Linked DNA regions of Homo sapiens: region 2 is linked to region 1. A link is an interaction called in ENCODE POLR2A ChIA-PET data of the cell type or tissue named here. Cell type or tissue: OCI-LY7. All regions are shown on one strand. Each heading gives the region's core, and the rest is flanking DNA. Links, peaks and the distances in the headings are about the cores only. Region 1 has its middle 58 kb from the start of IKZF1. Region 2 overlaps IKZF1 (IKAROS family zinc finger 1).

What was found. Peaks named below come from ENCODE experiments on the same cell type or tissue, not always from the same donor. Only the 100,000 strongest peaks of a DNase experiment are listed, where the experiment ranks them.
Region 2: POLR2A ChIA-PET joins it to region 1 with 5 read pairs; 7 of 35 experiments call an interaction of 5 or more read pairs at or near these places.

What each region holds. Positions count from the first base shown.
Region 1 is chr7:50,238,403-50,255,411 of GRCh38, forward strand. No RefSeq gene overlaps it. Among named protein-coding and RNA genes, the nearest start is that of IKZF1, 58 kb to the right of the region's middle. In OCI-LY7, for the core only: no CTCF peak of the experiment used is centred there; a DNase peak (open chromatin) is centred at 8,379.
Region 2 is chr7:50,313,880-50,317,879 of GRCh38, forward strand. All of the region lies in intron 1 of IKZF1 (IKAROS family zinc finger 1), which reads left to right. Among named protein-coding and RNA genes, the nearest start is that of IKZF1, 11 kb to the left of the region's middle. RefSeq lists enhancers at 621-1,121, 2,575-2,914, 2,676-3,176. In OCI-LY7, for the core only: CTCF peaks have their summits at 2,453 (motif pointing left) and 3,703; DNase peaks (open chromatin) are centred at 1,542, 2,072 and 2,442; H3K4me3 peaks cover 2,788 bases; H3K27ac peaks cover 3,172 bases.

The DNA of each region.
Region 1 (17,009 bases), core at 5,951-9,950:
TAATTTTAAATACAAAAGGATAAAAAACTTTCACTACACAGTTTTTTCTCTTTGTTGCCCACTATTATTCAGATTTTGGAAATGTTTGAATGATGGTGTAAATCAACCTATGTGTTCTACAATAGTGTCAACCAGTCTGTAAACAAGTTCTCTAAACATGGGGTATATTCTATTTGAAATAAGCTGAAAATCTGTAATCAACATATTCAACAAATGCTAAACAAGTGCTAAAGATCTTATGTTTATAGATCTTAACAAATAAAATCATTGAAAACAAAGTTGAAATCATCTAAAGTCCTGTCCAGTTACTGCATCCAGATCAAAGTGGCAAGCAAGGAAAGAGCTGAACAAATTAAATGATGAGTGTTCAAACAATAGATTGGATTTAATTTTTAATATTTATAATCATGTTTTGAATTATCTAGATATGTAAAAAAATATGTTTGTAGAGCTTTTTTTATTTTGGATAAATGTATATTCTATACCAGAATAGAACGAAAGTGAGAATTATTATAACTTGGTGCCATTTCAAAGCATTCAAAAGAATCATAAATAGAGATGATTTATTCCATTTTTTTTGTCTTGTAAAGATTTGTCAAATAAGAAAGGTTATGCCAGATAATAAAAATCTTTGGGATAATGTTTTCATAAAATATTAGAATAATCTCCATTTAGTGGAATTTTCTTTGAGCAAGCATGTATTTCAGCACCTAAGGAAATATTTTTTTCAATTAAAAGTAAGTTTTATAGAGAAAAGTCAAAGGTGTCGACAGTTTCAAATGTAGTAACCACAAAATGCATATTTGAAGAGATGTTATACAATTTTATTTTTAAGAGACCAGTAAGTCTATATTTTTAAATGTTCTGTAAAAAAGCAAATTGTTAGAGTCTATGAGGAACATTTTAGAAAGTTTGGAAACAAACTAAACAAATTATCAATAACACTGACATTAGTAAAATTTTAAAGACACCTTTTGTCCTATACAGTCTCATAATTTGATATGATTAACTTATACATTTGACTTTGAATCAGACCTACCAAACTTTGAGGAAATAGTGGTTCCAGGCTTGAATAAAAAAGGTCCCATATATTTTGTAAAGTTAGTGTATTCTTGGTTTCCAAACAAAATATAAAGTCCATGCAAATAAAAAAGCAAAAATTTATAGATCCATGTTACTTATGAATATAGAAGCAAAAATGTTAAATAAAATATAACGAACTAAATATAATAGTGTGTTTAAAATATTGTCACACAAGAATGCCCACTTTCACCACTTCTATTCAATATAATACTAGAAGTCCTAGCCAGAGCAATCAGTCAACAGAAAGCAACAAAAGGCATCCAAATTGGGAAAGATCAATGTACACAAATCAGTAGCACTGCTGTAACCAACAGCAACCAAGCTAAGAATCAAATCAAGAACTCAATCCCTTTTACAATAGCTGCAAAAAATAAATAAATTAATTAATTTAATTAAATTAAATACTTTGGAGTATACTTAACCAAGCAGGTGAAGGGTCTCTACAAAGAGAACTACAAAACCCTGCTTAAAGAAATCGCAGATGACACAAACAAGTGAAAACACAGCCCATGCTCATGGATAGAGAGAATCAATATTGTGGAAATGACCACACTGCCCAAAGCAATCTACAGATTCAATGCAACGCCCATCAAAATACCATCATCATTCTTTGCAAAACTAGAAAAAAATTACTAAAATTCATATGGAACCAAAAAAGAACTCACATAGTCAAAGCAATACTAAGCAAAAAGAACAAATCTGGAGGCATCACATTACTGGATTTCAAATTATATTACGAGGCTACCATTACCAAAACAGCATGGTACTGATATAAAAATAGGAACTTAGACCAATGGAGCAGAATAGAGAACCCAGAAATAAACAGAGTAGAGAACCCAGAAATAAACAAAATACTGATCTTTAATGAAGTATACAAACACATAAATTGGGGAAAGGACACCCTATTAAATAAATGGTGCTGGGAAACTGGTAAGCCACATATAGAAGAATGAAACTGGATTGCCATCTCTCACCCTATACAAAAATCAACTCAAGATTGAGCAAAGAGTTAAATTTAAGACTTGAAACCACAAAAATTCTAGAAGATAACATTGGGAAAACTCTTCTGGACATTGGCTTAGGCAAAGAATTCATGACTAAGACTCCAAAAGCAAATGCCAAAAAATTAATAAATAAATGTGGCCTAATTAAACTAAAGAGCTTCCGTACAGCAAAAGAAACAATCAGCAGAGTAAACACATAATCCAGAGTGGGAGAAAATATTCACAAAGTATGCCTCCAACAAAGGACTAGTATCCAGAATCTACAAAGAACTCAAACAAATCAGCAAGAAAAAAACAAATAATTTCATCAGAAAGTGGGCAAAGGACATGAATAGACAATTCTCAAAAGAGGATATACAAACAGCCCACAAACACATGAAAAAATGCTTAACATCACTAATCATCAAACAAATGCAAATTAAAACCACAATGAGACACCACCTTACTCCTGCAAGAATAGTCATAATTAAAAAGTCAAAAAACAATAGATGTTGGCTTGGATGTGGTGAAAAGGCAACACTTTTATATTGCTGGAGGGAATGTAAATTAGTACAACCTCTATGGAAAACAGTATGAAGATTCCTTAAAGAACTAAAAGTAGAACTACCATTCAATCCAGCAATCCCACAACTGGGTAGCTACTCAATGGAAATGAAGCCATTATGTGAAAAACAAACATGCACATTCATGTTTGTGGCAGCACAACTCACAATTGCAAGGATATTGTACCAATCTAAGTGCCCATTGACCAGCTAGTGGATTAAAAAAAATGTGGTATATTGACACCATGGAATACTATTCAGACTACTCAGCCATAAAAAAAAGGTACAAAATAATGTCTTTTTCAGCAACTTGGATGGAACTGGAGGCCATTACTCTAAGTGAGTAACTTAGGAATTAAAAACCAGATACCACATGTTCTCACTTGTAAGTGGAAGATAAGCTATGAGGATGCAAAGACATACAGAGCAATACAATGGACTTTGAGGACTTGGGACATGGGGAGGATGGGAGGTGGTTGAGGAATAAAATACTACATATTGGCTACAGTGTACACTGCTCAGGTGACAGGTGCACTAAAATCTTAGAACTCACCACTAAAGAACTCATCCATGTAACCAAAAACCACCTGTACCCCAAAAACTATTTAAATAAAAATAAATAAATAAAATATTATCATTAAAATCCCAGGAGTACAGGTATGATTTAATATCAGAAAATTTATAATGCAATCTGCAATCTTAATATACTAAGAAAAAAATATAATTATTTCAATAAAATGGAGAAAAATAGCCTTGAGATAGAACAGAGCTTCATTAATTTTATTAAAAAAAACAATTTAGAGTATACATCTACTTGATGAAGGAAATGTGGATGTATTTTATTTAAATTGGCAACAGAAAATAATAGCCATAACCATCATTACCATTTAACCTGGTTTTGGTGTAGGACTTGGAGAGAAGACATAATGGTATGCTTATTTTTGTATAACATGATTACTTTATGCAGGAATTGCAACAGAATTATCAAAGAAACTATTAAGACTAAAAATAGTATTTGCCAACTTTTCTGTAGACAAACTTAATCTGAAAAATTCAATAGTGTTTCTAAACACTAGCAAAAACCAATTACTTATACAGTCAATTGTCATTATTCATAGTAGTTCTGTTCAATAAAAGGAAGGAAGGAAGGAAGGGAAGGAAGGAAGGAAGGAAGGAAAGAAGGAAGGAAGGAAGGAAAGAAGGAAGGAAGGAAGGAAAAAAGAAAGAAAGAAAGAGAGAGAGAAAGAAGGAAAGAAAGAAAGAAAGAAAGAAAAAAAGAAGGAAAGAAAGAAAGAGAGGAAGGAAGGGAGGAGGAGAGAAAGAGGAAGGAAGGGAGGAGGAGAGAAAGGGAGAAAGAGAGAAAGAGGGGGAGGAAGGGAGAAAGAATGAAAGAACAAAAGGAAAGGAAAGGAGAAAGAAAGAGGGAAAGAAAGAGATTTACATAAACACAGAAATATTACACCACACTACAAATACTACAAATCCATGAAGGGTAAGCAAAATAATAGAAACCTAGACCAATGGCACAGAATAGAGTTCAGAGGGAGACCAACGTGTGTATGGTCAATAAAGGTAGTATACAAAAATAAGTGGGAGATTTTTTAGAAGATAGTTTTGGGAAAACTGATCCATGACATAAAGAAAAATAAACTAGCTCTCTAAAATGAGTGCTTTAGGTCAATGTTACCCGATAGAAATATAAAGTGAGAGGTAGATGTAACTGTAAATTTTCTAATTGTCATATTTTAAAAAGTAAAAAGAAACAGGTATACTAACTTTAGTAATATATTTTATTTAACCCAATGTGTCCAAAATATTATTATTTAAACATGTAATCAATATTTTAAAACTTATTGATACATTTTACCTCTTTTTATTCTAAGGCTTCAAAATATGGTGTGTATTTTACACTTACAACCCATTTTGATCCATCTCTAAATCTCACTGGAAACAATTTATCTATGTTAGATTTCAGAAAATTTACAGTTGAAATTTACAGTTGATTCATGTATCCAAGCTGTTCTAAACATACTTAATAAATTTTCAACAATTAAATTGTGCATGAAATAAAAATCACTTTTGTTTAATGTTTGAATCCACATTGGTAAAATTAATCCACTTATTTTTTAAAAATCGATTTAACTTGAAGAAAAAGCATATTGGTACCAATAGTATGTCTGTCCAAGTTAAATAATTTCATTAACTCATGTATCAGTAAGCATCATTAACATAAAATCAAAGAGGTTATTGTACCATAATTATCCATATCAACAAAGCATACTCCAAACTTTTCCTGTATGCTTTGCAGCCATTTTACATTATGCTGTAGATTGCAATTCTACATTCATAATACCTTTAACAGAAGTTAAAAGCTTCATGAAACTAAACAAAAGTATTTTCAATACTTACATACTGTGGAATGAAGCAATAAAGGAAATATCAGTCTCTCATTTTAAAATTCTAGTGAATTCAGATTTTCGACCTAACATAGCTGGAATACTCTGTTGTGATAGAAATTGACTTTTTCATATCTATCTGAAATCCTTCTTTGAAAAATTCAAAAGATTCAACAGTATTTATATCACAAGTTTAAATTTTTAGATTGTGAATTGATAGTATTTCTACATAAATTTGGTAGTTTTTTGAGACAAAATATATTCAAAGCATTAGTTGAGTAGCATCTCATATCACAAGATGCATCCAGAGGTACTGACAGTTTTTAAAATGTTGAATCAGTTAATCTTTGATATTGTGAGAAAGGTATTGCACTTTATGGGCAAATTTTCTGTGGCTTAGCTACAGGTCTTTTGCTTACAGTAAAATATCTTTTTTAGTCTTTTTCTTACAACTTTCTAACAAATTTTTCATAAATTAATCATGATTTTTGCCGTCTTTCTGACTAAAAATGATTTTCCCTGTTCAATAATTTAATTCAGTTTATAGCTAGCCAAAGTTATAAGCCCAGTTTCTGATGAAAATCATTTAAAAGTTTTGTGTTGATCATTTAATTCTGATTTCAGTTAATTATTGTCAATGCTTTTTTGACTATTGAGAGGAAGCATCTTATTAAATTCACTATGTATGTGCTGAAAACATCTCTTAATATTATCTACCTTATTATCTTTAAAACTTGCTTTTTTTACTGATACAACAATTTGTAATTGTTATTTATTATGAAATTTGTGACATACTTTTTTCCAATCTTTGTCTTTTTAAAAATGTTTCCCATTGTATTACACACATCTGCATCTGCATTTGAATCTGTAGCAGTAGTGTGATTTTATTTTAAATGTAAAAATTTGTTAATATTATTTTTACACTGAAAAAAACAAACTATATCAAATAATAATATAATTTTTAATGTAATTACTGATTATAATTTACTTAGGCATCACTCTAAGTCTTGATGCTTTTGCAATATATTAAAATAAACAATCTACAATGTTACATCAGCACATAGAAAAAATCATTTGGACTAAAAAAATTGTTTTATGCCAATTATATTGGTAATGTTTATGTCTGCCAACAGAAATAATGCATGTGCCCAGCACATACACCACAATAAAGCAATATCTTACATGGTGCAATAGTTAAACTCAAAACAATACATTATGTATGATTTTACACTGATTAAGTTTTTAAGTTTAAAGTAATTAAAACCAAACAAAATTAAAATTTAGTTTCTTAGTTGTACTAGCTACCTTCAAGTGTTTGGTAGCTACATGTGACTCTTGGCTACTAAGTGAATAGCCCAGATTGAGCTGAATTAAAGATTTAAATGTAAAAGAAGAAACAACAAAGTCTGACTAAGAAAAATGTACAGCAGTATCTTAGTGATCTAGAAGGGTAACAAAAGCATAAACCTTAAGTAAAGAAAACTGCCAATGGAGCATACAAAAGCTAAATATTTCTGTTCAGTAGCAGGAACCGTGGACAAGACTTATAGGTAACAAAATTAGAAAGCAAGATAGAGTAAAGCATTTGGAGATTATGTGGAATGCACATCCTCTCTTGCATGGCTTGTGGAGGTATAGACTGACTTTAGTGATTGCAGAGAGCAATCTGGTACCATTAGTTAAATTAAGTATAATCATACCCCAGATATAACCCAGGAATTCTCAACAGCACGAGTATCAAGATGTTCCCTATAGCTTTCACTATGGCGGCACAAGAAAATATACAGTTGAATACCACAATGAAATTTATGCAAGAAGAATGGATCAGTAAAATGTGGTGGGTATTTGCAATGGAGCATTACTTAACAGTTAGAAGAAACAGATTAGATGTACATAGGCAGACACAGAGAAATCTTTAAAAATAGCACTTACTACGAAAAAGTAATAAAGAAAATGAGATTATAACATGTGTGTGATGCACCTGTTACCATGCACACAGTTAGCAATGCACATTTTGAAAGAACACCTCCAAAATACATGTTGAACACATGATGTTGATTGTCTACATGAGGAGAACAATGACAATGGGGTGGACTAATGGTTATAGTGTATCATAAACTTGGAAGTGTGATTAAATATTCAATTTTTGAGGTCCATGAAAATTGCTTTTAAAAACTGAATTCCATTTCTGGCATTATGGTAGAATGTCCTGAGATACTCTCCCATGGAACAAACAAAATACAATATAAAACATATTTTAAAATATATTTAATGTATTTCTCAAAATCAAATAAATAATTAAAAAAAGAATCCAATGACATAAGCAAGTACTTAAGCTGTCTTTTTCCCAGAAGCATCAGTTGAATCCTACTGAAGTTAACTTTCTGGTTTCATGTCTACACTTGGAGCACAAGGAACAAGAAATAAGCCTAGTACTTTCCCAAGTTGGGGCACCAAAGAGATGTCTACTTAAAGTCAAAAGACAGAAGGATAGGGCAATTTAGAAACAAAATTACCTCATTTAAGGACACAAAAGTAAAAGTTGCCTACCTTGACAATGACACTATGTAAAAGGATAAATATCTCTACTGAGATTTCATTGTTCCTAGATGACATTCACATGCATTTTCAAACTCAAATTCTGGCTATCTGTATTGCCTGAAAAATTTAAAGCCAGGAATTCAAGCTGTCTCAGATTAATAGTACCCATAATTTCCTAGAAGGAAACACAAATTCTTTCCAAGAAAACCCATTTCAATTCATTTCTCCCAGAATTTTCCCACAGATAAATGTCAAAGGAACATCAAAAGCAAAAGGAAATAGGGTATCATGAGTAACAACCAGTGATATGAAAATATGATTAGGCATGTTAGAAAATAAAAGTATATCAAACTTCTAAAAATTTCTTAAAGTATTTCAATTTGAAGTACAATAGAAAACAAATTATATATAGCTGAATAATTATTTATCTGATACTTAAATCTTAAGAAATTATTTAGACTATGCACATAAAGAAAATGAGATGCTAAATATAAAGAGAGGTTATTAAGAGACATGGAAAATAGATTATGATGGTTTAACATTCATTCAGAGTCTAGTAGGAGAGAAATAGGACAATATCTTTTGTGGTAATGGTTGAAAATATTCAAGAGCTGATTATTAGACGTTTCTCTTAACATTCAGGTAGCCCAGATAATCTCAAACAAAATAAATAAAATAAAATTCATACCTAGATACAAAGTGCTGATGTTTCAGAACACCAAAGACAAAGTAAAGATCTGAAAATTAGTCAAAGAAAAGACAAAAACCTGAAATTAAATGGCAATTCCACTGACAGCTGACTTTGCAACAGCAGTAATGGAAACCAGAAGACAATGGAATAATATCACGGAGGTGCTGGCAGAAAGATCTATCTAGAGTTGTACATCTAGTAAAACTCTAGAATACAGAGGAAAAATAGAAAATGTTCTCAGATAAACAAAAATGGATCTATAGACACCAACTGAAGAGAAATTCTAAAGGTGTTTTTTTAAATAAGAAATATGAACTCAGATGGAAAATCTAACCTGTAAGAAAAAATAATAAGTAAATACATTAGTAAATCTGATGGGTAAATCTAAATAACTATTGACTGTATGACAAAATAATAATAGAAATAATAACAACATTTAATTTTAGGTGTTAGAAACAAGCAAATCTTAAGTACAGACATGAATGTAATTTATTTAAAAAATAACTGAAATATATATAACCTGTGAAATTTAAATTACACTTCCAAATAACTCCTCTATTGAAGAATATATAACTTTTGGAACATTATTAAATTGTTAAATAAACATTACTTCAAAAACTACATATCAAAACACATAGGCACATCACACCCATCAAGATGGCCAATATCAAAAATAATAATAATAGCAAGTGTTGGTGAGGATGTGAAGATTTGGTACTCTTTTGCTGGTGGGAATGTCAAGTAGTATAGCCACTGTGAAAAACAATATGCCAGTTCTTCAAAAAAATTAAAAATAGAATTACCATATGATTTAGAAATCCTACTTCTGGGTTATACTCAAAAGAACTGAAAGTAGAATCTCAAAGAGATCTCTGTACATCCATGTCCATAGCAGCACTATTCACAATTGCTAAAACTTAGGAGTAACCCATGTCCATCCATAGGTGAAGGTATAAACACATGGTCTTTACATGCAATGAAATGTTATTCAGCCTTCAAAAGGAAGGAAATTCTGACATGTACTACAACATGGATGAATCTTAAGGATATTTTGCTAAGTAAAAGAAACTAGTCACAAAAAGATAACGTAGTTAGAGTACTCAAAATTTTAGCGACAGAAAGTAGAGCAGTGAATTCCATGGACTGAGGAGTGGGGAGAATGGAGAGCTGTTGTTTAATAGGGACAGAGTTTTAGTTTTACAAGATCAAAAAAATTCTGAGGATGGTTGGTGGTGATGGTTGCACAACAATGTTAATGCACTTAATACCACTGAACTACTGTATACTTTTAAAAAAGGTAAGGCAGTAAGTTTTATATTCTGTGCATTTTATTGTAATAAAAAATTGGAAAAAAATCACATAGGATTTACCTAAAATAGCACTTAATAGAAAATGTATAGAAGTAAAACCAAGAAAGAAAAGAAAGAGGAGAGAAAGAAAGAAAGAAAGAGAGAGAGAGAAAGAAAGAAGGAAAAAAGAAAGAAAGAAAGAAAGAAAGAAAGAAAGAAAGAAAGAAAGAAAGAAAGAAAAAAAGAAAGAAAGAGAGAGAGAGAAGGAAGGAAGGGAGGAAGGAAAGAAAAGAAGAAAGAAAGGAGGGAGGGAGGCAGGAAGGGAAGGGAAGGAAGGCAAGGGAAGGCAAGGGAAGGGAAGAGAAGGGAAGGGAAGGAGAAGAGGAAGAGGAAGGAGAAGGAAAGAAAGAAAGAAAAAAAGAAAGAGAAAGAAAGAAAGAAGAAAGAAAGGAAAGAAAAAAAGAAAGCGAGAAAGAGAAAGAGAGAGGGAGAGAGAAAGGGAATCACCCTATTTTAATTGCAGAGAATAAACCCAAAGACAGTACACAGGGCAAAATGGTAAAGATAAAAACAGAAGTTAATAAAATACAGAACTAAAATATGACAGATTAGAAAAACAAAACAACAGGTTTATTTTAAATCTCATGAAATTAAGAAATCTCTAATGAAAATTTTCACGTTATGAAGAGAATGCACAGAAGCAACTTCTGAAAAGGAAAATAAATTCAAACTATAGATGCTTCAAGAAATAAAAAGATGAGTATACTGAGTACAACCTGATGGCAATTTAATATGTAAACCAAACTAGAATTAACAAATTTCTAGAAAAAAAATAACTTAACGAATAACTCAAGGAGAGTTAAAAAAAAATCAAACAGTCCAACATCCCTTAAATCTGTTGAATCAGTAGCATAAAATCTTTTGAGAAAAGAAAATATCATGCCTGATAATTGTACAAGTAAATTCCTGCACAATTTATTCAAAAAATTCTAACCTTATACAAACTTTTTTAGAGTACAGAGGAAAAGAATACTATTTAGTTGAGTTTATGAAGTTAATTTGCTCCAAATACTAAAACCAGATAAGAATAAACAGGTGAAAAAAAAAAAAGCATAGGCCAATCTCATTCATCTGCAAAGAACAAGAGAAAGAACATCAGCATGAAATCTAACATGTATAGAATGTTATGGCTATGTAGGGTTTCATCTTATAACTACATGGTTTAGCATCAGAAAACTCATTGATAGATAAAAATATTTATACATAAATGGGGAAAATGAGAAAAAGCGACTTAATAGCATTCATTATTCATGAAAGTATTGCTCAGAATAGTAGGAAATTAAGAAAACTTACTTAAACTGATAGAAGGAGGCTACTAAAATCCTAGGAAAAACATCGTATAAAATCCTAGGAAAAACATCGTATTTAATGGTGGGCTGTTAAAAGCCTCCCGTTTAAAATGAGTTGCATGATGACGATTCCTAATATCACACTTTCCTTCAACATTATATCTGAGACTGTAGCCAGTAATCAAATACAAGAAGAGGATACAAAATAAGAGAATGGCTCGTAAATGACTAGAACATCTAAATGACATGTAAGATGTCAAAATAAGAGAATGACATCTTAAATGAATAGAACAAAGCCATAATTATTTGCAGATAATATGATGTTCTGTAGAAAATCCAAATGAATCTGCTGATGAATTATTAGAATTAAATAATGGAATTTTAAAAGAATGTGTGATACAAAATAAATAGAGAAAAGTTAATTGCATTTGTATACCTCAGCCAAAAGTATTTACAGTGTGGAAATTTAATATTAAGTAATATGAAATTTACAATAGAAACCAAAATTGTAATTACCTAGGAATAAACATAATATTAATAGATGTACAAATTTAGAAGACCTAAACAAAAAAATTAGATATCTGTATAGGAAGACTTAATATATTAAGATGTTAATTATCTTCAAATTCATCCTTCTATTCAAGAAAAATCCAAATTTCCAGCAGGTAATTGGTTACATCAAGCTAGCTCTAAAATTTATATGTAAGAGCCAACAGTCAAAAATGAGCATTGCTGAAGGGAAGAATACATTGGAAGGATGGACATTATCACATATCAAGACATACTATAAAAATATGATCATTGAGATATGTTTTATTTGTATAGAGATAAACAAATATACTTACAGAATAGAGTACCCAGAAACAGACTTAACAAAAAAATAGAAACCCAGTTATGACAGCTAGCATTGAAGAACATGGGAAAATGGACAGCAACAATTACTTTTACATAGGGAAGAAAATGAACTAGGATTCCTATCTCACATAATACACTAAAATCGTTTCAAGGTAAATTTATGACATAAATGTTAAAAGCAAAACTATAAAAGTTTTGAAAGGCAATGTAGTAGACTATTACCATGTATAGGGAAAACTTTCTTAAAGAGTCGAAAAACACATTCGCAGAAATGATTAACCAATTGGTCTGAAAATTGAGGTACAATGAAGACGTGAAAAGATGATACACATCGGAATAAAATATTTACAACACAGATCACTGAGCAAGTATTTTTTAAAACATATAAAAGAGTCCCAATATATAGATACAAAAAAGACAATTCGATGGAGAAGTGAACAAATTACTTCAATGGGTACTTCATGCAAGAGAAAAATAAAATATGAAAAAGATGCTCAATCTCATTAGTAAGCAGGGGAATTCCAATCAAAGCCACAATTATATTACAGTGGCAAGAAGCTTAAAGATTGACAATATCAAGTGCCTAGGACATTGTGGGACAGAGGAGTAGTGAGTACTTTCTGTGCCTAACACACAGGAGGGCGGTTGTGTAACCAGTGTTACAAAGGGTGTTCCTTGACCATGAAAAGCAAGTCCAACAAAAGAGTGAAGAAGCCAAGTGGTTTTAAGTGCAAATCAAAGTCCCTCAAGTTAAAGCAAAACCAGTCACACTGACTATATTTTCAATGTATTCATTTAGTGCACCTAAAATCCATTCAGTGTCCAAAACTCTGATGATCAAATTAATTCAAATAACAATATCACAAAATCATAGTAATGTGCAAACCAGCTGCCATCTATTTTTGTAGCCATAGTGAGAGATTATATTTTAGATGATGATAAAATAGTCACTAAAATGATTTTTAAATTGTTAAACTATTACAAGCATAGTCAGTACTTATTATGCTTTATTATGATCTGAAAGTCACACAAGTTTGTAAACTATCATTATTATAAGAACTGTTTTAAAACAGATGACAGGGGTTGTGTTTTTTCGTTATTGTTGTTTTGTTTTCTGTCTTTTAAGACATTTTCTGTGAAGCAATAGATTCATGAAGGAGAGAGAACAGCATTGATAGGAAGTAACTAAAACTTCATTTCATTCAGCTTGTGCACATGTACCCTAAAACTTAAAGTATAATAAAAAAAAGTTAATAGATCCTCCATGAGCTTTAATATCCAATGTCCTCATTGTGAAGTTGCCTCAATTACGTGTGCTACAATTTGCAAACCAGTTAAAAATAAAAATGATAAATTGGCAACTAAGTTCAGCCAGTCCTGGAATTCTAAAATTCTAGGATACACCATTGATTACTGGTAAAAATACGAAGATTCTCCATCATCTTGAATTTTATAATTCTGACAGCTTTATGGAAGGAACATATTCTGCCATTGTCCTGGGCATCACTCTACAAGCTTTCTTGCTTGTAAGTAGATCTGAGCCAAGTGCCAGGGCTGCAGAAGCAAGTTCTAGGGCTTTGGAGTCAGACAGCATTGGATTCCCACTGAATTAAGTACTGTGCTTCTGCGCCTAGCCTCAGGTTTACTATGTATAAATGAAGTCTAAATAACCACCTGGTGGGCTAGTGCAAGTATTAAGCACAATAATGCCTCTGAAAGGCCCAGGACATTCTTGGAACAGAGAAGCTCTGTTTCTGCTCAGCCTGTCTCCATTCCTGCCTGATTAGCTCAGGACGCCACAGAGAGCAGGAGGGGCAGCCACATAACAGGTTGGGGGGTGTGTCCATTGGACCAGCTTGCATATCATCTCACCTCTGACTGCACTGTCACTGGCCCTCATGTGCTCTCCCTTCTTTGTCTGCTAAGACCCTCCCAATGGTTTGCTGTTGACATCCAACCTCAGCTCTGTTCCCTAGACTCCGATGCACATCTCTCCTCTCCAGAACCTGCCTCTATGGAGTGGCATTAAACATCTGCCATCCTGAGCCCTCGCTGGTATGGTCCCAAGACCTCCCACAAATGTCACAAGTACCACCAGATACCTGAAACATTCTTTCCCCAACTCTTGTCAGAATGTCCCAACCATAGGCTCTCAGCTTCAGTTCTGCCTGCCTGGTGACATGCCGGCCTGAGGCAGTAGGACAGCCTTGCATGTTTGGCAATAGAGCTGTGCTTCTCTGAATGATTTAGGAATGATCTGGGTATATTAAAAAACTAAAAATCCAAGGTGTCTATTATGATACATGATTGCCAAATCTGCCACTCTTTATCTCCCAGTTGTTCCTTGTCCCATTACAATTTGGTTTAGAATTAACCCATTCCCTCCAACCGTTCTTGCTGGCTTGTAATTGTAATATGTATGCAATGGACACAAAATCTGAAGCATCTCTTCCTGAGTCCCGGTCTGCCTCTAACTTGCTTTGTAAATAGTCACTCTGTCTGTTTAAAGTGTCTCCACCCTCTTCCTTCTATCTTCTGTTAAGCTACAGGAATGCTGTTTTCTAAAATGCCATCCTTTATGGAAAGATCATGACATTCCTTTCCATAAAATCCTAAAATGTCAAACATAAGAATCATTTGGTTCTTTGTAATACAGCTCTAGCTTTACCTCCCACTATTTTTTCAAAACCTAATATGTACCTTATATTTATTTCTTCATGTATCTTACATTACAAACATATAGACCCATGTGCACTTTTCCAAATTGATCATATTCTTTCTTTTTACAGTAATGTTTTCTGGAAACAATCTCAAATTTAGAGATAAGTTTCAAGAACACTACTAAAAAGTTTGTACCTTCAAATCATTGATGGCAGGTTGTGGACATAATGCTCAATCTATCCCAAACTAGAGTACATTTTCTAAAAACAAATAAATTACCCAAAAACATATTCCATAAGTCTATCAAAATACAAAACTAAAATTGTTATATGACTGCCATTCAATCCACAAACCCAATTCAAGTATCGTCATTTGGTCCAAAATATCCTTTATAGCAAAGGGATCAAGTTTAGAAACATGCATTGCTTTTAGTTATAATTTCTCTTTAGTCTTCTTCAACCTGAAAAAGTTACTCAGTATCTCCTTGACTTTCATGTTCTTGACAGGTTTGAAGAATACAGGCCAGGTGTTTTAGGAATTTCTCCCAATTTGGATTTGCCTGGTGTCTCCTCATGATTTGCTGTGCTGTGATTTGTCTTGCTGTGTCCTATCAAGTGAAACACAGTTTCGATTTGTTTCATTACTAGTGATGTTGACTTTGATTGCTTAAAGTGGTAAGTGTCATGTTTCTTCACTGTAAAATTGTTTTTTTCCTTTTTAATTGAGGGTTTTATGGGTAGCTGCTTTGAGAGACTATGCAAATATCCCATGCCTCATTAAAGTTATAATTTGTTCACTTATTTATTGTCTATATCACTATGAACTATTGGTTCCCTATTAAATTCAGTGGATTACAATCCATTACTATACTGATGTATTTTAATGTTTAAATTCTTCTAGATTTGAACAGTGGGACCCTCTTCAAGTTTTCTTCTGTGTCCTTTTAATGTGTTCCTTTTCAAACCTTAACAACTTTCTTACTTTATCACAGCAAACTATTCCAAGCTCATGTCATATTTTCTCTGTTCTAGCTTTGAAATCAACCATTATTCCAAAGATCCATGGTTCCCATTTGGTGGAAATGGTATTGCAAAACCAAGAGCTGGATCTAGGTGTACTCATTGCTATTGAATGTTGCTGTTTCTACTATTTCTTGGAGACAGAGCTAGGGCATATCATTGTATAAATACCTACACATAGGTGATAATATGGACAAATCTACAGATAGCTTCGATTTCAATTCAGAACCATAGTTTTAGTTTGGTTCCTTTATATTTCTAACATCCTTCTCCAACAATAAGAAACTAGCTCTCATTATTCTTAATATTTATTTGATTAATCTCCTTGGCCATAACCAATCTCCCTCTCCTGCACTGATGCCTCTTTAATCCCAGTTGGCCCAGACACCTCACATCAGGCTGCATGGCACACATCCAGGTCTTGTTGCAAGCTAAAAGCCTACCAAGAAAAAGGACAACACTTACCCTATATTGTGTCTTCTTCCGAGTATCAACTCCACTGTGGCATCTGCCTATGTTCATTCACCCCGGTGCCTTCAGGTTATATTTTTGTGTTTTGTCCAGGGTTTTTAGCTGGTCTCTGGGAGGTTTGGTCCAGCAGGAGCTAACACAGCCATAGCGGAAGCTGCCATAGGATTTTGTTTATTTTCTTTTCCTTCTGTTTTGTATTTGTGAATTTTCTTTATAAGATCAAGAAAGGATTCCTGGCCGGGCGCGGTGGCTCACGCCTGTAATCCCAGCACTTTCGGAGGCCAAGACGGGCAGATCACGAGGTCAGGAGATCGAGACCATCCTGGCTAACACGGTGAAACCCCATCTCTACTAAAAATACAAAAAATTAGCCAGGCGTGGTGGCGGGCACCTGTAGTCCCATCTACTAGGGAGGCTGAGGCAAGAGAATGGCCTGAACCTGGGAGGCGGAGCTTGCAGTGAGCCGAGATAGTGCCACTGCACTCCGGCCTGGGCGAGAGCGAGACTCCATCTCAAAAAAAAAAAAAAAAAAAGATTCCTAGTTTCCTAAGAATTTTTATCATGAATCGGTATTCAATTGTATCTCATGCTTTTTCTTCATTTATGGAGATAATCATAAGATGTTTCTCCTTAATCTGTAAATGTGGAAAATTACATTGGTTAATGTTCCAATATTAAGCAAAATTTGACTTTTTGGAGTAATCCCATTTTAGTTGTCTGTATTGCTGTTTATTATATTACTGGATTTTGTTAATATTTTGATTAGGGGTTTTGTATCTGTGTTCATGAAAATAATTTGGCTTCTAATTTTCCTTTATTGTGATGTTCTTTGAAGGTTTTATATCCAGGGTATGCTAGCATTATAAAAATAAATTGAAAGGTTCTTATTTTTCTATTGTTTGGAAGTGTTTGGAAAAAGTCACCAATAAGGCCAATTAGAAAGGAGTTCTCTTTAGCGGAAGAATTTCATGACAGATTCAATATCTTCATTAGATAGAGGATTATTCAAATATTCAATTTCTTATTGTGTCAATTTTAGAAAGTTGTATTTTCCAGGGATTTTGACATTTTATCTGAATTGTCAAATTTATTGACATAAAGCTTTTAA
Region 2 (4,000 bases), core at 1-4,000, 70 kb after region 1:
ATTTGCCTCTTCAATGCCAGAAACTTAGTAGGTTGATTAGATAAAGCCAGTGAGTACCAGTATCCTTTTCTTTGCAGCCTTTTCCTGGCACACTAAAAATACTCAGTACATATGAAATATCACTGGACAAAGAATCCCCCTTAGAGTACCAGTGGAGAAGGAAGGCATTTGCTTAAAAGCAAACCAACAGAAAGACATTGTAAGGCAGTTGTTTAAGTCTCAGAGACCTATAATTTTTTTCTTTTTTCTTTTTTTTCATCTCGCTCTGTCGCCCAGGCTGGAGTGCAGTGGCACAATCTCAGCTCACTGCAAGCTCCACCTTCCGGGTTCATGCCATTCTTCTGCCTCAGCCTCCCAAGTAGCAGAGACTACAGGCGCCCGCCACCACACCTGGCTAATTTTTTGTATTTTTAGTGGAGACGGGGTTTCGCCGTGTTAGCCAGGATGGTCTTGATCTCCTGACCTCATGATCCGCCTGCCTCGGCCTCCCAAAGTGCTGGGATTACTGGCATGAGCCACCACGCCCGGCAACTACAATTGTTCTTAAAGCTTGTAGAATTACTGTGTGCTACCAACAGACAGGCTAATTTTGAGTGACCCTCAGTACTTTGTACAGTTAATTTGGCACGCTGTGTACTTAGTGGCTTTTTAACAGCTATAAATTTGGGCTGCTAGAAAAGTAGTAAAGTTGTGATTCTTGACAGGCATCTATCTGCATTTTCATTTTTACTTCATTTGTCTAGACTCAGCTTGTCAGAATTATGGAAGAGACTCCTTGTGTCAGGGCAAGCACTGTGAAGAGAGGTATTCACTGTCAGAAAAGAGAGGGGAGCTGGAGGCAGCTCAGAGGCCTGAGACCCGCCTCCACAGGAGCCCCAGCAGGTTCGGTGGAGCTCTGGCCACACTCTCCTTTGGGATGCTGAAGTCAGAATGAGTTCACTTCCCAGCCAGTCTTGCCAAGGCTCCTCACCTGGAAGCAGCAACTGCCCAGGGCTGTTGGATGTTTCTCCCCAGGGGACAGCCAGGTCCCAGTCCCGCCTCGGTGTGGAAGGAGGAAAGGCAGGGTCCAGGAAGCTGTTTCAGGACAGGCCCAAGGTCCCCCAGGGATGCCTTTCAGGGTCAGCGGAGGCTGTAAATCAGCAGGGCCCACACGGCCTGGAAGAGGCCCCTGTGCTGTCGGCTTGCCCGGCTTGCCCGGCTCCTAGTCCGGCTTCTGCTCCTCCTTTGTAAAGTTATGGATATGCTAATAGTTTCCAACTGAGACTAGGAAAGTAAGTCCTACTTGACACTGTTTGGTCAGAAAGAGGGAGAGAAAGGAGAAGGACAGAGAGAGACTGAGAGAGAGACAGTCTCAGACAAAGGGAGACGGAGGGAGGGAGGGAGAGACAGAGAAAGAGATGGGAGGTAGGTGTGGGAGGAGGGAGAGATGCAGAAGGCAGAGGAAAGACAGACAGAGATTTAGACCTCCCAAGTCAGTGAGCAGTCCAGAGTTGGAGTGGAGGGTGCCTGGTGGCTTGTGACTGCAGACTCCACTCCCCGCTCCTAGAGGCACAGCCATGGACAGCTTCTGTCACGTTGGCCCTGCACTTATCTCTGCATCTATTTCCCCTTGTGCAAGATTCAGAACTGCATGCTCCAAAAAAACAATAAAAGCATTCATGTTCATAAGAATTGCACAGGTAAAAGGTAGTTTGCTGATATTGTTGTATTTTTTACTATCGCTTCTTTTAGGTCTTGCCTGAAATTGTTTGGGTTTCCCAGGCAAAGTAGAAAACTGCGGTACGTTTCTGTGAAATAATTATTCCTTCTGGCATCTCCCTTTACAGACCTACTGATCTTGATTTTTCATTTAGGTGAAAGTTTGTGAAAACATGCCATTAGCTTGCTTTGTGATTAACTCCTTTTACTGAATGTGAGCTCCTTTTAAATTGAGGCCATATCAAGCTTAAATTCCATATTTTACCCGGCACTCTGCATTTCTTCCATGTGGGAGAGGAGGGGCTCAGTAAGTGCTTTGTAAAATACACAGCCGAAGTGATGCACGTGCTAACAAAGGAGTGTGACAGGACTTAAGTGCCCTTCTAGACACTTCAGGCTCCCCTTTGTAAGCTGTCTTGGAAGAGGCCACATTTCCTTTCCCTCAAACAGTTTCTCATTGTTTGATTATTCTTTTAGCCTTTCTCTGGAAGCAAAGCCACTTTTACGAGAAAGTCACTGCTTTTTCATCTCAAGAGATGCAAGTTTGGAGTTTGGGGAAGTTTTCAGGTGCCCGTCAAGTCATCCTTTATGATGTCAGACGAGTCAGGCCACAGAATTCACAGGGCTCAGTGCAGACCGAAAACTTGAGGCCTCTTGTTCAGAAATTATTAAAAATTTTGGTGAACATCACCCCAAGCAAAGAGATCCCCTAAGCACCAGCCCCCAAGCAACTGCACTCATAAGCCCATGAAGCCCCCTGCTGTCAGAAACAATGTGGTTGAAATTGTGTATGCACTTGGAAGTGAGATGGATTGCAAAACACAGGTCTCCATGCTGGGGCAGGAGTGGTGATAGGGCATGGAGTGGAAATGTCCAGCAGGCCCACGTGCGAAAATGCAGAGCTCTCTGGCTCTTGCAGACTTGGCTGCTGACAATAGACGCGCTCCAGGAAGGTGCTCGCTGTGGTGTGATCTGCTGCCCACCCCTAGCTCCCTCCAGGAGACTGGTGCGGGGACTGTTTGCAAATGACTGCAAAAGTAAGAAGGTTCCCACAGAGCAGAGCTTGATTTGGGGACCAGCCGAGGGCAGTTTGTCAGGATTCCGGCTTGAAACTGTTCTCACATCTCACCGCCTGAAAGGACGAGTGTGTCCAGAGGACTTAGCATTGATCACCTCTGTCTCCATGCAGCAAACTCAGAGGCTCAGCCCGCATTCCACTGGAAGGGCGTTTGCCAGTGGTGTTGGTTGGAAGAGCCTTGACTTTGCCTTAGGAAACATCTTTTTTTAAGAATTGAAAATAACTTGAGTATGCAACAGTAGGGCATTTGTTATATAAATTAGTTGACTAGTGTGTAGCCAGTAAAATGATGATGGTGGTGTGTATTTGTTAAATAAAAAGATATGTGTGGTATTAAATTAAAAAATATTTTAAAACAACATATTTGTAATCTGTTTAGTGTCCTCTTTTTGTAAAAAGTACAGAAATAAATATACAGAAAAAATAGTAGTCCTAAGTGGTAGAAATTATGAGCATTTTCTTGCCTTTAAAAAAAGTTGTAAAAGATTGTATCATTTATGTAGCAAAAAGTTTTAAGTCAGCATTCTAAAAATTTCGTGTTGTTATAGTTGCTGTGACAAGATTTAACTTCTGTATGCTTCACCAATCAATACAGAGGTATTTAAGACCCGGTGTGTGATAGGCCGCGCTAAAATACTATACACATCTTCAGAAAACTAGAGAACTAACTTCTAACTTCCTATATTAGTGTGGCACGGCTGTTACAAAGATTTTTCTCATTTGAGTCTATCTTGCTTCTTTATCATTGTTTTGACAGTTTCAGAAGAATCGTGGCTTTTCCCCTTTTTTACAGTAAAGGTACCTGAGACTCTTGACGTATTGCTTTTTGGAAATGCTTGTGCTGGTCACATGCTTGCATCTGGGCTAGTGTGTCTGGCTTCCGTGTGCTGGTGGATGCTTACTCTGTTTTCTGAAATACTTTTTCTGTACAGTGGCCACTAGCTGTACTCCTAAGCCACACACCTACCTTGAAAATTCATGTCACTTTTAGAAATAGATAAAAGCCCCTCCCATCCAGAAAAAGTGACTATCATGTATATCCTCATCATGACTAATACTGATATTCCTGAAATTGAAAATACATATTCCATATGTACCATAAAAGGTATTAAAGATATATGGAGTGATAGATATATTATATATAACACTTCTACCCTCACAGTTTTCAGCCTAATTGAGAGGGTAAGATCCCTGAATCATCCATCAGTTTTTCAGGTCTCTGCT